2 separate regions of the Homo sapiens genome follow, and region 1 is linked to region 2. Evidence: read pairs that join two places in POLR2A ChIA-PET (ENCODE). Cell type or tissue: Caco-2. All regions are shown on one strand. Links, peaks and the distances in the headings refer to the core of each region. The heading gives the core; the rest is flanking DNA.

What was found. Peaks named below come from ENCODE experiments on the same cell type or tissue, not always from the same donor. Only the 100,000 strongest peaks of a DNase experiment are listed, where the experiment ranks them.
Region 1: POLR2A ChIA-PET joins it to region 2 with 9 read pairs; 1 of 35 experiments calls an interaction of 5 or more read pairs at or near these places.

Annotation. Positions count from the first base shown.
Region 1 is chr11:115,545,924-115,551,584 of GRCh38, forward strand. No RefSeq gene overlaps it. Among named protein-coding and RNA genes, the nearest start is that of CADM1, 44 kb to the left of the region's middle. In Caco-2, for the core only: CTCF peaks have their summits at 1,278 and 2,956; a DNase peak (open chromatin) is centred at 3,128.
Region 2 is chr11:116,191,077-116,196,737 of GRCh38, forward strand. No RefSeq gene overlaps it. Among named protein-coding and RNA genes, the nearest start is that of LINC02703, 270 kb to the left of the region's middle. In Caco-2, for the core only: a CTCF peak has its summit at 2,343; DNase peaks (open chromatin) are centred at 1,995, 2,475, 2,855 and 3,305; H3K4me3 peaks cover 2,192 bases.

The DNA of each region.
Region 1 (5,661 bases), core at 207-5,206, 650 kb before region 2:
CAGCCTGTTATGCCTTCCATCCAAACAGCATCCATTCTCAATGCCAGCCCAAGCCTCAAGATCTTGGCTTCCTTTGTACTTAGTGCACTGGCCAAGTTTCTATCACCTCTAATTTTCATCTAGGTCTCATTCGTACTCTGAGGCCTAGATCATCCCAGTAGTTCCAGATTCTAGGATTTTAACCAACACCCACTTGGACCATGTTAATCAGATCAGTTTGTTCCAACAATTTCTTTTTTCACTCCCTTCCTTGTGCCTATGACTAACTTGTAGCAGGCCCAGTGTCCTCATCAACCAACCATAAATGCTTGGGGTTGGGTTAACACCACAGATGAAACCATCCTCTTTCTTTCTCTCCCACTTCCCACCAAAATCAACTGCTGAACATTTACCAACATCATTAATAGCTGTGTCTCCTTTGAGCTGTTCAGGATAAAGCCTTTTCTACACAGTAAAGAATGCATGCATGCAATCATATTTATTGATTTTAATCTCCATGGGGTGCAGGTGAGGGGAGAGGTATATTTCCAAAAATTTAGAGGTGTTCCAGAGGAAATAAAATCATTAGGATTCTATGAAGTTTGGCTAAATAATATGATCCCATTGCCCATTATAAAAACTGTCTTGGACCAATAGTTCTCAAACTTTAATGTGAAGAAAAATTATCTGGAGATCTCATTAACATGCAGTTTCTGATTCAGTAGGCCTATGGGAGAACCTCAGAGCAAGCTTCCACGTACTGCCAATACCACTGGTCCCACCAGTCTGTAGACCAGCCTTGAGTAGTAAGGAGCTAGTGCTCCTCCCACACTGGGCTCTAGACTTGTTTGCATCCCAGGTTCCTCTCACCTACCTGAGATTTACCATTTGTGACATGAGAATATTGAACTGCCTGATCTCTTATCCCCTCACAATGCTAAAATGCAAGGTTCTGTATACACCCTTCTCATCTCACATGTCAACTCTTCTCTAAAGTCTTCCCCAGTTCTCCAATGGAAATTCCCATCCTGAGTTCCATACTTCAATTCAATTCCATTTAGGACAGTTCAACTCAATTCAGAAGCCTTCACTGAACATTTTTTATGTACTAGGTGTTTTCTTTCTTTGAGACTGAGTTGATGAGGATGCTATTAACCAAAGTGGAAAGTTGAGTTATATAGATGGAAGAGGAGACTGGAGGAGAATGTGTAAGCAAGTTCGTATTTGCCAAAATAGGTTTCATATTCCTGTAATTTGTAGAAATGGAGAGGTAGTGTGGCATGGTAGCCTCTAGAGGCAGACCACGCATGTTTGGAACTCACCCCTGCTGTTCATAAGCTGTGTGATCTTATGTTAGGTAATCCCTCTATGCCCCCATTTCCTGATTTTAAGATGAGGATAATAATGGCACCCACCTCATGGAGTTGTTATGTTGTTACGAGTAAATGAGGGCTGGACGCGGTGGCTCACGCTTGTAATCCCAGCACTTTGGGAAGCTGTGGAGGGTAGATCACAAGGTCAGGAGATCGAGACCACCCTGGCTAACACGGTGAAACCCCGCCTCTACTAAAAATACAAAATATTAGCCAGATGTGGTGGCAGGCGCCTGTAGTCCCAGCTACTTGGGAGACTGAGGCAGGAAAATGGTGAGAACCCAGGAGGTGGAGCTTGCAGTGAGCAGAAATTGCGCCACTGTACTCCAGCCTGGGTGACAGAGCAAGACTCCACCTCAAAAAAAAAAAGAAAAAAAGAAAAAAAAAGAGTAAATTAGGGTCAATACTTATAAAGCACATAGACTGTTATTGGTACATGGTATACCAAAGAAATGTTTTTCCAACAAATATATGTTCTGGAGATGTCATTCAGAAAAAGTCCAGGTAGGAGATATGGATTTGGGAGCCGTCTGTATTTAGGAGCAAAAGATATTTTGCAGAGAGAATGTAGGCTGCAAATTGAGTGGCAAAGAAGGAAGAAATGGATTCTTTAGGGGATACCAATATTTAAGGGGCAAGCAGAGAAGGAGATGCAATGAAGGAGACTGAGGAGTGGTCTCAGAAGTAAAGATGACCCAAGAGAAAGTGAAACCAGAAGCTCAATAACTAGAGAATTTCAAGAAAGAGGTAGTGGTCAACAATGGCCAACACAAGTAAGATGAGGAATAAAACAAAGCTGTTTGTTCAGATGGCTAAGAAAGCAAGTGTCAGACCACATATAATTTTTATTTGTGTCTGTCTTCACCCCTAAGCCATGAGTCCTCAATGTAAGGGGTCAAGTTTGTTATTCAGCCTTGTATATCCAGAGGCTAACACATGCCTACAGCATAGCAGGATGTTCTCAGTGTGGTCAAAATATTATTTTTGTTATGAGACTCTCTAATGACTCCTGTTCCTTCGAGGTCCACTTCACCCTGCTTGTCTATTAATAATGAGACAGTAAACAAAATTGAGAGAATCTCATTTCCTGTCCTGTCCTTTTTTCTTGGGGGGCCCCCAAGGAGAAGATGAGGCCAGTATTTCTTGGTACTGGACATCTTTTAAACATGAGACTGGATGATTGCAGAAGTTGAGATGAGGTTATATGAGGGCTGGGATGGGGGGCAGCTGTCTGGTAAAAATCTCAAGGGAGATAATCTTCTTGGGGTTCACAGCATCTTTCTTTCAGCCTAATATGCACTAGCAGGGTCCCACAGCTTGTGCGCTGGGCTGGGCCCCCAGGTGGGTCTGTTTCCAAGGCTCTATGGTAATAACCATCTTCACTCCGAGGAGACCAAATGCCCATATGTTGTGGGAGAAATTCCTCTGTTGGGTAGTAGTTGGGCTAGCCCCTTCCCCAGATTCTAGGAGCCTGGGTGACCACTTAAGGCAATGGTGATGGCCCAAGATTCTCGTGGTGGGGTTCAGGTGAGGGCAGAGTGGAAAGTCCTGGGCACACAGTTCTATGCTTGTTTAGGCATCTGCAGGCTTGTGGGATAAATTGAGAATGGCAGGAAGAGGAGATGGTGAGCCAGAGGAAGGAGGGGGAGTGTGTGGGTTACAGGACTGCAGAGCCCCCTGCTGAGAAATTGTAATTCTGGCCCTGTGGACCAGGTAAGAGGGAGGAAGTAAGAGGGGGTGGTGGGCTGGGAAGGTGGAGCCGGGGGAGCTCTGATTCATTCTAGTGTTGACAAATAGGCTGGATTCCTTTCACTCGGCTGGACTTTGCCCTTTCAGGATATACAGCCAGCGTCAGCACACTGCTAATGGGGCTTTGAGAGTCTCCTTTTGATGAGCACGTCCCAGAAAGCAGGTATTAGCCATTTCTGCTGGGGAGGCAATGAAGGCATTTGCAGCTGAAATCGGCTTTCCTGGCTGCCCTAATAAAGCAGAGACTTTCAAAGCCCCATTAGCAGTGTGCTGACTGCAGCTTTACATCTGGACTAGCCCAGTTTAGGAGGGGAGCGCTGGGCACTCATATCCTGGACCCCAAGGAACAAACTGCCTCTGACCAAAGCTAGCTTCTTTTTCATCGACACACTGTGGACGCCATAGGAGAGGAACCCTGTCTCCCTATCCTTGGGATGTAGCTTGGTGCCTGGCACAAAATAGACTCCCAATAAACGTTGATGGAATTGATAAACGAGTTTGGAGGGGGGTCAGCTACTAAAAGGACCTGGAGCACCACATTATGGACAGCTCCAGGCCCTTGGTGAGTGCTTAATATACATTTATGAGATGGATGACCGACAGGTAGGACAAACAGCGGGTTGGGAAATGAAAGGAAAGGCTGATGTGAGAGAAAAGGAAAAGTAGCTCCTCCCTCTGTCCCCCACCTGCTGAATTTTCTACAAGTAGGAGACTTCAGAGCCTTCCATGTCTCCCCAGAGAGAAGCCAGAGGAACTTTTTCTTGTTAGGCCCCAAAGGTGAGGAATGGCACGGGGGAAGGAGGACCCCTGGTTGCCAGGCTCTTTTGCAAGTTCTATATGCGGAGAAATCTACGTAGATGGGAAGGATTTTCACTTTCTAGGTGATGTAATGGCGTCTCTCATAAGTATGTGCCTTTTGCAGGTCCACAAACATATGAATGATAGAGCCAGAGTTCCAGTTCAAGTCAGTCTGCCTTCCAGGCTCGCAGTCTTTCTTCCCAGCCACCTCCAGTTTTCCCTCTGACCACAAAGCCCATGAGGAGTGTCATTCTGAATATTCACTGACTCTAGACAGATGGCCTTTTCTACCTGTTCTACAGGCGTGCACATGCCCTTCGTCAGAAAGCAGTCTAGAAGTCGTTCATCTCCACTTTCCATCATCTTCTTCCTCTTCCATGACCCTAAGCACACTTCTGGAGGATGGGTGGATGGACCAGCACGACAGCTAGCTGTTAGTTGCCAATTTCCGTCAGAACAGATAATGTTTCTCCAGGTGGATGGGGCTTCCCCACCTATCCTCCTATTTTTCTGAATACTTTCTGGTCTGGTTTCAGACCAGATCTTACAAGAAGCTCTGTAAAGGAAAATACACAACAAATAATAAGTGGAATGAAATGGATAAATGCATAAAGACCTAGCTGGCCAGAGCGGCCTGCCCTCGTGGGTTTATCTCACATACCTGTCTTACTCATACACTGCCTGGTCTCACGGAGGCCCTCTAAGTCACTGGTGTGTGACTGGGGCTCTTTGCCCGGCCGTTCTGCCACTTGAAAATTTCCAGTCAAGATTTAGTCACTGCACATTTTTGAGAGTCCTCTAATCAGAGAAATTAACTCTCATCAGACACAGGAATTAATCTTTGTTAGTGTTGTTGTCAGTCTAACTTTGCCTTCCTCAGTGCGAGACGTAGAGAGAGGGACGCCCTCGCAGGGAGCTGCTGCCACCATTGGCAGAGGACGCAGGCAGGCCTTCACTGAAAGAATGGGGGGTGACCCCTGCTTCTCCCTGAGTTGAAGGGTGTGTGGGATCCCCGAGGAATTCTCTGGCGTTCAGCCCTGGGCTGTGCTGTATTCAGGGCTCTAAAAACGCTGGCCGACTTGAATGTGTGAATACAGTTATGGCAGGGAGGGAGGGGAGGTGCTTTGGGAAGGATACCACAGCATAATGGGAACAAGCTAAGAATCAGATGACAGCACACGATGAGGGGCGGTGGGGACAGGGTTCTTTACTGGTTCACCAGTTTGTTAAAAATACGGACCTGTTTTATTTATTATTTATTTATTTTTTGACAGGTCTTGCTTTGTTGCCAAGGCTGGGGTACAGTGGCACGATTTCAGCTCACGGCAACCTCTGCCTCCTGGGCTCAAGTGATCCTCCAGGTAAGGAGGCTACCTTAGCTCCTGGCTAATTCTTGTATTTTTTGTAGAGACGAAGTTTTCCCATATTCCCCAGGCTGGTATCAAACTCCTAGGCTCAAGCGATCTGCACGCCTCAGCCTCCCAAAGTGCTGAGGTTACAGGTGTGAGCCACCACACCTGGCCCAGACCTCTCTTTTGAAGTCATCTTTCAATGGGTGTGGGTGTGGAGTGTGTGGCAGTGAGGGCGGGGACAGACCCTTAGCTGCATTTGTGGAAGTTTGGGACCAACTTCAAGATTCAGAGAATCATAGCCATTTTGGTTGTAGAGAAACTATAATGCTCAGAGAATCAGATTGCTGCAAAGTAAATAAATGTGATGTTAACACCATCATCCATAATATATATTTCATATCCTCTCATTT
Region 2 (5,661 bases), core at 300-5,299:
CCCTCCTGGGGGCGCCCAATGCTATGCAAGAGGACAGCACTTACAAAGGGCTCCTTGCAAGGGAACTGCGCCTCCAGGGCCCCATCACCCCAGGGACTAGGATTCATTAGGACCACCCCACCATTTAAGCAGATGGGGAAACTTTGGCTCAGAGAAGCTAAGTTACTTACCTGGGGGCACACAGCCAGTAAGCAGAAGAGCCGAGTGCAAACTCTGCCTGAGTCTGTCTCATCAGAGGCAACCGATATGCAGGGCTCCCTCCTAGACCAGGCAAGCTGGGAGGAGACAGGGCTCAGGGAGAGTAAAAAGGAGAAATGCTTTAAGCTTGGATTTTACCAGGTCACAAGCAGACCTGGGCCCAGCCCCAGGGAAGCCCAGTGGCTGGTGAAACAGGACCTTCAGCAGGACTGAAGTCACGGGCGTCTCAGGCGCAGGAGGCCCACCAAGGTGCTTTCCAGTCTAATACTCAGTTGCTGTCATCAATCTATATCCGCTGAGTGCTGAGGGAGGCAGTGGGGTGTAATGAAAAGATTCTGTGTGACCATGTTCAAGTCACTTAAACTCTCAGCATCTGCAAAATGATGATGCAGATGGCAGCCTCATTCACAGGGTTGGGGTGAAGTTGGAATTTGCTGATAGGTGTGGAAATACCTTATGAGTTTCCAGGCACATGGCAGACTGGGTATATTTCTCTTCTGCTTCAGTGGGCCAGGGTAGCCCATGGGTGAGCTTCACTAGTGATCCCCCCTCTGCTCAGCCCCTGCAAACAACTCACCAACATCATCACCATCAGAAGCTGGTGGGGAGGGGGTGGGAGCCATGGAGGTCAACTCAGTCAAGGCAATGCCCTGCTGTGGGCAGTCCCTGGTCCTTGCACTCGCTTTGCTGATTCTATTGTGTTACCAGCCAGGAAACCTCTCTCCCTATCCTCTCTGTTCAGGACCAGAAGCAACCGACGGCCACATCACAAAGGTTCCAGTTTGCCCTCCAGAAGGTCTCAGAGAGAGGATGGCCTAGGGAGCCTGCCTTTCCCTTAGCACCCTGGACCTCTACGCACCAAATGTGACTCTTCCATTTGGCAGAAATCCCCTAATCATAACTGACATTTTCAAGCTCATTATCATTGAAAAGCATCTTTGCAGCATCTCAAGATATTCAGGATATGGGTTTGGGCTGCAAAGAACTTGGGTTCATTGGGTGGTGTTGGCCTGTTCCCTGCTATGTAAACTGACTGCAGTGATTCCCAACCCAGAGGGATGTTGAAAGAATTAAATTAGGTAATAGATGAATTCATGTGACCCAGCAGCCTAATTAGTCTAAAATGAACATGATAGCACTAGCTGTGTGACCTTGTGCAAATTACTTAAACCCTCTGTGTCTCCATTTCCTTATCTGTAAAATGAGGCTAATAATAGTATCCACCTCATAGGGTTAAATGAGTATTAAATGAGGATTAACAGAGGATTACATCAGTTAATATTTATAAGGCACTTAGACGAATACCTCCCACGTGGTGAGTGCTCAACTAATTATAATCATAATACTTACTAGAATTGTTGTTGCCATCACAACTACCCTTTGAAATAAAGAGTATTGCTATTCCATTTCACAGATGAGGAAACTGAGGTTAGAGGGCTCAGTCCCTCGCCCAGGACTTGCACTCTAGACTTTCTGGTGCCAGGTGAGGCTTCTTCACCCTCCCCTCCTCCAGTGGCTTCAGTGGCCTTTCCTCTATGGGAGACTGTCCAGGAGGACTCTGCCTCCCTCAGTGTTCCTCACAGCCCTGCCAAGACATCCTCCCGCTGCCACCTCCTGCTGAAGCCACCACCATCCAGATGGATGCCTGGGTCAGGCTTCCCCTCAGGAGGGAAGGGAGACAGGGACATCTGCTTTCTCCCCGAGGCAGCAGCCGCAGCTGAAAGGGGCCACCAGGCTGGCTTGGAATGACTCCTGCGCCAGCCAGGGCTTTCCAAAACCCTCATATCAATACTCGTCCTCTGGATCTCTGTCCTTTGGCGGATCAGAGGCTGGAGGGTCAGAGCTGACACTGCGGGCGTACACAGGTGTGTGTTGGGGTGGGGAAGGTGGAAAAGTGGGGGCTCCTCTTTCCAAATCACCCCCAGGCGCTCAGCTGCAACTGGAGCCCTCGGTGAGGGTCTGGATGACACAGCGCCTTCAAAGGCGTCTCCTGGGGGGGTGGGTTGGGGGGGTCCTTCCTCAGCCGCCCCCACGCACCCCCAACACACATACGGGCACGCGCGCACACACACACACACACCGCACACAGAGATGTACACAGAGGAAATGATCAAGCGCAAAGAATCCTCATGTGCTACTTTATATGGCAAATAATTGAACCGTACCCTTGTGGTCTCAGTGAGGAATTTCATCCATATTCATGCCTCGCGTTTCCTGTGGAAACGAATACGCCAGACATTCCAGCACAACGCGGGAGCAAGAAATCTTAAGCGCTAATTCAGCGTCTCTCCATTCCCCATTCCCGGCTCCGGCTCCGGGGAGAGCAGATTTAGATAGTGTCTAACCAGGCGGGAGGCAGCGCGTTCACCACGGAGCCTTGTCCATCCTTCTTTGTCCCTGCTCTCCCTTTCTCTGCCTTTGTCTCCTTTCTCCTTCCTTTACTCTCCCGCCGTCTTCTGCTGCTTCCCCTGCCTCTCTTCTCTCCCCCTACTACCCTATTGCCTCCCCTCCTGCCCCCTTCCTCGGTCCTCTCCCCGCAGCTTTCCCCCTGCCTGCACTCCCTCCTCCCTCCTCGGCCTCCCAGGCCTCCTCCTCCAGCTCCTGCAAAGTTCCGGTCGGAGCTTGGAGTTTCACTTTTCCTGGTCTGGGTTTGATGGGGAGGGGGTGCGGCCCGGGTGCTGGGAAGCCGGTTTGGCGAGTGCGTGTCCATGAATACCAAGCATGTTAATAGGTTAAAGTAAATCTAAAGTAACATTTGAAAGCAGAGAGATGAAAGCAGATCACAGGCCAAAGATCAAACAATCTAGAGCCACTTCTAAGCCTTTTACAGCTGGAGATTATTAGCATTTGAAAGTGAAGAGCATTAGAGGGAGAGAGGGAAAAAAAGTTGGAAAGAATTTTTGTTGTGGAGATAAAAACTGAAATAAATGACAGTGGAAAGGGAAAACTAGAAAGAGGCTGACTTATTTAAAAAACCACGTTAAGACAGTGGAAGGGGGGGATACCTGTCATTATATTTTTAGCTCATCAACCAGCATTGGGCTCAGTGCTGAGTGAGGCTTGAGGCTGCCCCGCCTTCCTCTCTCCTCCTCCCTTCCTTGCCTTCTCTGGAGGAGGTGTCCAGTTCTGCCATACTCTCTCTTCCTTCCTCTGGGTGGGGAGTGTGGCAAGGTCGAGGGGACAGGCACTGGGGCTGAAACCAGGCCCTTCCTCTTTGCTGCCAGGCACCCCAGGACCTTCAGACCATCCCCTCTGGGAGCTGTCCAGACAATCTTTATAATCCTAGAGTATTTGAGTTGGTGCAACCAAGAGGTTATCCTACCTGTGAGGTTATCCACCTGTGATTCTTTTTCTGCAATCACAGGCATAATCCCCCTCCAAACCACAACTGCAACCCCCAGATCCCACCCAGCCTACTTATTTTACAGAGGAGAAGACTGAGGGCCCCGCCTCCAGTGCAGTAACATCGTTAAATAAGAGAGCATATAAAACCTCCCACCTGCCATACTTTTAATTTAGCTGGTATCTATTTCCTAAGACCTCATATGTGCTGGGCACTCTGCTAGGTGCTGGAACAACCATGCTGAACAAAACAGGCAGGGTCTCCATCTGTGGGACTCTTGCAGGCTACTGGGGGAAGCAGATGATAAATAAAGACTTCAGGTGAAACAATGGGAATGGATCCCAATCATTTATCACAGTTCCCTCCTGAAATTACACTAACATGAGATTCAAGCCACTAAAACCCCATCAGAAAAAAGGAATGGAAGAAATGACAACAGCAGAGGAAAAATGTCTTCCAATTTGGGGAAGACGAAAAGCAAATGCAAGAGTGACAACTTGGCCAGGCACAGTGGTTCACGCCTGTAATCCCAGCACTTTGGGAGGCCAAGGCGTGTGGATCACCTGAGGTCAGGAGTTCGAGACCAGTCTGGGCAACATGGTGAGACCCTGTCTCTACTAAAAATACAAAAATTAGCCGGTTATGGTGGTGTGTGCCTGTAATCCCAGCTCCTCAGGAGGCTGAGGCAGGAGAATCGCTTGAACCCTGGGAGTGGAGGTTGCAGTGAGCCAAGATCGTGCCACTTCACTCCAGCCTGGGCAACAGTGCAAGACTCCGTCAAAAAAAAAAAAAAAAAAAAAAAAGATTGACAACAGACTTAACAGAATGAAGGATGTTTAAATTGTCAGGCCTGCGGAGGGAGGGGTCTAAGAAAGATGATATGGCCCCTGTGAATCCCCAGGAAACCAGAGGGAGTCAGGGACACTGGCCATGGCAGAAGGTAGCCTGAGGCATTGGTTAGACCTCCAGGTTCCCTTATTCAGCCTATGCAGTCAGGCGAGAACCCTCCTCCTAACCTGGGTGGGTTGAGGGGCAGGGTGGGTGACTTAGCCTCTGAAGGAAATGAACAAAAGAGGACTGGAGGATGCCATGCCCATCGGCAGGTGGGAGTACAGTACCGGACATAACATAGGAAGATGAGGCTGAGTTCCACATCCTGGGCAGAGAGACCCTCAGCCCCCTTCCCCAGTTGTACTTTCGTAAAGGGGAGCAGCCAGGATATCACACAACTCCCATGCCTTACCCCAGGCTAAGGCAAGAGAATTCTTCTCTGAAAAAATGGAATGACCTATGGAAGTAGACAACAGTACTGATTTGGGGGAGTCCTCCGAAGAAAAAGTCAGCTCCCTGTCCATTTACCTGACAATGCAGCTCACCAGTCATGGGATGCATTCATGCCCGTAGAGCTGCCAATCAGGTTGTTTTTTTTTTTTTTAAATGGCCCACACTCTGAAATATGGACAACTAAGGATCACCAGACGTTTTCAGAAAGCCTCTGCCCATAAGACCACACAAACAAATAGGGGGAGAAAAGGAACTTGGAAGAAACAGAAACAAGGTCAGAAGTAGAAGAAAACTTCAAAAACATATATCATAAATACCTTCAGAAAGATAAATGCAGACATTTCACCTGAAGGAAGAGCAGGAGAAAGAAAATAGACAGATAGATGATAGAAAGATAAAAATAGATTTACACTACCACATATAAAATCAAAGCACAAGAAATAACTCTTGGCTATTAAAAATGATTGCCAAAATTCAAAATTTAATAAAAGCTTTGAAAGATAAAGTAGAGGAAATTTCCCCAAAAGTGGAACAGAAAGAAAGAGAATGAGAGACAGAGAAAGACAGACAATACGAGAGAAAATGAGAACATTAAAGCATCAGTTCAAGAGGTCCAGCATTTGACCATTAAGAATTCTAGAAAGATTCAGAGAAAATGGAAGGGATAATTATTGAAGAAATAATAGAAGAAAATTTCCCTGAACTGAAAGATGTTGGTCTGCAGATTGAAAAGGTCACTAAAGGTCTAACACGTGATCATGATGTCTCAGACGCCAGAGATGAGAGGCATCTAAAACCCCAGAAAGAGGCAGGGGCAGAGCCACTCTCAATAGATT